2 separate regions of the Homo sapiens genome follow, and region 2 is linked to region 1. A link is an interaction called in ENCODE POLR2A ChIA-PET data of the cell type or tissue named here. Cell type or tissue: MCF 10A. All regions are shown on one strand.

The links. ChIA-PET counts read pairs that join two places held together with the same protein. Peaks named below come from ENCODE experiments on the same cell type or tissue, not always from the same donor. Only the 100,000 strongest peaks of a DNase experiment are listed, where the experiment ranks them.
Region 2: POLR2A ChIA-PET joins it to region 1 with 5 read pairs; 2 of 35 experiments call an interaction of 5 or more read pairs at or near these places.

What each region holds. Positions count from the first base shown.
Region 1 is chr19:18,567,863-18,570,362 of GRCh38, forward strand. KXD1 (KxDL motif containing 1) reads left to right here. Exons shown (of 5, transcript NM_024069.4): 5 at 540-1,516. The coding sequence ends at 769. It also overlaps a transcript of UBA52 not described here. Among named protein-coding and RNA genes, the nearest start is that of UBA52, 2.7 kb to the right of the region's middle. In MCF 10A, no CTCF peak of the experiment used is centred here; no DNase peak of the experiment used is centred here.
Region 2 is chr19:18,152,086-18,154,585 of GRCh38, forward strand. It overlaps PIK3R2 (phosphoinositide-3-kinase regulatory subunit 2), which reads left to right and starts at 1,078. Exons shown (of 16, transcript NM_005027.4): 1 at 1,078-1,209. RefSeq lists enhancers at 451-1,343, 649-928 and silencers at 1,039-1,418, 1,729-1,948. In MCF 10A, a CTCF peak has its summit at 626; DNase peaks (open chromatin) are centred at 476 and 956.

The DNA.
Region 1 (2,500 bases):
CCTCAGGGCTCCTGTAGGCCTAACCCCAGATCTTGTGTCCCTTCCTCACCTCACCTTGAAGGGAGGGCTCTTCCCTGCCTGGGCCTCAGTTTTCTCCTCTACAAAATAAAAATGGGCCAAGTCTGCCAGGCGCGGTGGCTCATGCCTGTAATCCCAACACTTTGGGAGGCTGAGGCGGGTGGATCACCTGAGGTCGGGAGTTCGATACCAGCCTGACCAACATAGAGAAACCCCGTCTCTAGTAAAAATACAAAATTAGATGGGCGTGATGATGGGCATCTGTAGTCTCAGCTACTCAGGAGGTTAAGGCAGAAGAATCGCTTGAACCCGGGAGACGGAGGTTGCAGTGAGCCGAGATTATACCATTGCACTCTAGCCTGGGCAAAGAGCGAAACTCCGTCTCAAAAAAAAAAAAAAAAAAGGGTCAAGTCATACCCCCATGGGGTGAGGGCAGCCGTTAGGGGTCACATGGACAATAAGTCCTACATCACAGAGCTTGGCAAGGTGACAAAACCAACTCTTGGGCCTCCTTCCCCCAGATATCCCAGAGGCATCCTTCCTGGAGGAAGAGGATGAAGACCCCATCCCACCCAGCACCACGACCACCATTGCCACCTCAGAACAGAGCACGGGCTCATGTGACACCAGCCCCGACACCGTCTCGCCCTCCCTGAGCCCCGGCTTCGAGGACCTGTCCCATGTCCAGCCTGGCTCCCCAGCCATCAACGGCCGCAGCCAGACAGATGACGAGGAGATGACGGGCGAATAGCCCTGCTGCCCGGTGCCTTGAGGGGGTCTCAGGGCAGCAGCATACAAGGTGGCAGCGGGTAACCCTGCCTTGTTCTGTCATCCAGGGCTCCTTTGCTGCCCCGTTCTGTCACCCAGGGCTCCTAGGGGGACAAGGCTCTCTCCCGAGGGGTGTGGAATTCCTGGGGGGGTCTTTAATTCTGGCTCCTTCCTTCCTCAGAACATCTCTATTCTGCAAGACCCCTCTGCCATGCCAGGGCACGCCCATTCCAGCTGGAGTCGTGGGGCTGGGCACAGGGGAATTTTTCCAGAGCTGAGCCTGACGTCTGCTCTGAAGAATGCTTAGAAGGTTCCCAGACACCAGAGCCAGATGTCCCCCACCACCGGTCAGGACCTCCTTGAGGTGCACAAGCACGGTCTCCTCTGAGTTCACCCCAGCCCACCCCCGCACCCACTAATTCTGCTTTTCCTGCCCCTTGCTCCGTAAAAGTATCAAATACTTTCTCCTTGGTATCTCAAGGAGGTTTCTGAGATAGGTAGAAGTCTTGAGACGGAGGCTGGCCATCCATTCAGCCCTGAGCGTGCTGAGTTCTGTGTTTCTCTGAATAGAGGTGTGGAACCTGAGGGGCCAGCAGGCCTCTCTGAAGGCCTCCATGGAGCAAACGGAGCCACCTCGGGAAAGAGTTTAATGGAATATTTTTGTACCCGATGTTTACAGATGCTGTTGGGAAGTTATCAATAAAAAGACACCATTACTAAAAAGGGAAAAGTACACCTAGCTGTGGCTTCTTCAGTCCTTAAGCCAAGCAACCCAAAAGGAGGGCAAGTGCTGGATGTGGGGCTGGGGGCCCTGCTGGAGGGAGGTGCAGACAATCAGGCACTACAGGGCTAGAAAGAGATGTGGCCCTTTTTTGGAACCCCCCCTGGTGGGAGCTATAACAACCCAAGTTCCCGTCACCAGCTAGGTCTTCCCTCACGCTGCTGTCACTGCTCACAATACTAGTGTTCCCATCCTCATTTCATAATTCCTTCTCCAGATCTCAGCCTTCCTCCAGATAGGGGAGCCACACTAGATCCATTCCCCATCAGACACACTCCCAGGGTTACCTCATCTTCTGAGTACTTAGAAATTATGTTGTTATGACCGGGCTTGGTGGCTCATGCCTGTAATCCCAGCACTTTGGGAGGCCGAGGTGGGTGGATCACCTGAGGTCAGGAGTTCGAGACCAGCCTGGCCAACATGGTGAAACCCCATCTCTACCAAAAATATAAAAATTAGCTGGGTGTGGTGGTGTACACCTGTAATCCCAGCTACTTGGGAGGCTGAGGCAGAATTGCTTGAATCCAGGAGGCAGAGGTTGCAGTGAGCCAAGATCGCACCACTGCACTCTAGCCTGGGCAAAAAGACCAAAACTGTTGTCTCAAAAAAGAAAAGGAAATTAGGTTCTTAAAGGCATCTTCCCAGACGTGAGAGTGTCTGCTTTTGCCTGGTATAGTAGTGCCTGCAAATGTTCAAGGAAATAAACAGGTACCCCTGTTAAGCCTATAGGTAACTTCTCATTGCTCCCCATCTTCTCTGTACTCAGCACTTTTTTTTTTTGTTTTGTTTTTGAGACAGCACCTCTCTGTTGCCCAGGCTGGAGTGCAGTGGCTGAATCATGGGTCACTGCAATCTCAAACCTATGGGTTCAGGCAATCCTCCTGCCTCCGAAGTAGCTGGGACTGCAGGTGCGCACCACCACACCTGGATAGT
Region 2 (2,500 bases), 420 kb before region 1:
CTCACGCCTGTAATCCCAGCACTTTGGAAGGCCAAGGCGGGCGGATCTCCTGAGGTCGGGAGTTCCAAACCACCCTGACCAACATGGAGAAACCCCGTCTCTACTAAAAATACAAAATTAGCCGGGCGTGGTGGCGCATGCCTGTAATCCCAGCTGCTCGGGAGGCTGAGGCAGGAGAATCGCTTGAACTCGGGAGGTGGAGGTTGCGGCGAGCCGAGATAGCGCCATTGCACTCCAGCCTGGGCAACAAGAGCGAAACTCCGTCTCAAAAAATAATAACAAAATAAGCAATCGTCGCGTCCTTTCTATCCTGGTCTTAGCTTGCGCTCTGCCATAAAACTCCCTCTAGCCGAACCCGGCCCAGCCCTAGAGCAATCCGTTACTTCCGGGGCGCTCAGCCGGCATGCAAACACTCTTGGCTACAGCCCCATCTCCGAGTGCGTTCGGCTATTTCCGGAAACCGTCGGCATCTAGGCTCAAGTCCGCTAAATTCTAGTGCCCGTAGGGGTCGAGATCGTTGGCTGTTTCCGGACGCTCTGGGTTGCCATGGAAACTCCTTCAACCCTGGCTTTCTCCGACTTCTGCTTTTTGCGGCAGGCCCTTTCCCCACTCTACTGCCCCCTGTTTGCTGAGCTTGAGAACGCCTCATTTGTCCCCTGGAACCATCTATGCTTCAGTAATTCCCATAAGCTGGCGGTCGCCTCTGGGTCTAAACTCCCAAGGCCTCCATTGGGCACTGAGCACATTCGGTTATTTCCAGAAACGCTCCGCGGTCTTGGGGATCAGCCTCAGTTGTGCCAGTGCGGCCGTAGAGAGTGTTCGGCCATTTCCGAAAGCGCTCGGGCGTCTCTAAGCCCAGCCGAGCCCAGTCTCGGATCCCTCGCCGACCCGATTGCACTCGGCTACCTCTGGAAACGCTCGGCTGTCTCGGGGGCACCCTCTAGTCCACCAGTCCCGCGGGATTACGTTCGGCTACTTCCGGAAACACTCGGGTGCCCCCTTACCTCAGGCTCCGCCTCGGCCTCGGTTCATCCGCCCGGCTCGAATGCGCTCGGGCATTTCCGCCGGGGGCGGGCCAGGCCGCTCGGAACCGTGGCGGCGGCGGAGGCGGGGATCCCGCGGCTGCGGCGACGGTGGCCGCGGTGGAGCCACGGGGCGGGCTTGGCTTGGTGTGACGGCGGCTGCGGCGGCGGTGGCGGCCGCGACCAGGTGAGTCCTGACTGGCCCTCGTGGCGGGGGCGGCTGGGAGTGTGCTTAAATGCGGGGCGCCCGGGGGCAGTGCCGGGCCCCGGTGGAAGCCAGAACGCAAGCGCCAGGCTGCGTCGGGCCCCGCGGGAACTGGGGGGGCCGCAGGCAAGGGGGGGCCTCGGGCTCGGCTCCGCAGCGGTGCAGCCTCCTTGGGACGGTCGGGGCAGAATGGGGAGAGACTCCCCGCGTCCAAGATACCGGACTGGAGCCGAGGCCCCAAATGAAGGGAGGCCCTGCCTGGAATGGGGCTTCGAATAGTACCGAGGGGCGCCCAGGCATTGTGCGGGGCAGAATGGGGTGCGGGAGGGCCGGGGGTCGAACCCACTTCCGGTCCCCTAGCCGGGTGGCCGGGTCCACGCAGACCCAAGTGCGCGTCTGTGTGAGCGCTCAGGCCCTGCCTTCACCCGCGGAGCCCCCAGCCCTGCCTGCCCCGCCCCTCCCGCCTCCCGGATTCGGGGAGCGCTGCTCCCGGGGCGCGCACACCGGGGCGTGGGGGCGGGCTGGCAGGCAGATCCAGGCGGTTTTCTGGGCATCCCCTCTCGGGGCCTCAGTTTCCCCACCTGTAGAATGAGGGTAACAGAGGCCTAGGAATGGGTAAATTGGGCACCCGAGAATGTGGCGCCCCTCCGCCCTGCTCGGACACCTCTTGGGGTTCCCCGTGACTGAAGGATGCTCAGAGCCTCCACCTGACACTCGGGCCTCTTGGTGGATAGCACCTATCCTTATAGCCACCCTGAATCCTTGACAAGCAACTTAACCCACTGCCAAGGCTTTGCATGTGCCGTTCCGTCTGCCTGTCGCGCCTTCCTATCCGCTGTGATGATCCATTCTCTAGAACAGCACGTCCATCCCCCGACCCTAGCCCTGTCCATCACAGGGCGTCTGAACCCGCAGGGCTAGGCTGGGAATGTGTGCCTATCTCCGCCTCCCCAGGCTGGGACTCCTGGGGAATAATCAATGCCCTGCTGCCGGCAGCCTCCCCTCCTCCTCAGCTGCAGTACCCCCACCTTCTCCTGGCTCCCTGTCCCTGCCTGGGGCTAAGGTTCCTTCTAAGCACCTCCCCATCTGCATTTTGTGCCTACTCTGGGCCCCAGGCTGGAGCTACCTGCCAGCCCACTCACTCCTCCTCTGCAGAGACTGGAGGTCCATTTGCTTGGACTCACCTCGAGGCCTTTGCTTGTGTAGAGGCCTCTTCCTGGACTTTGTTCCCTACCTCTTAGTTCAGCTGGCCTGACCCCTCTATGGAGCTCCC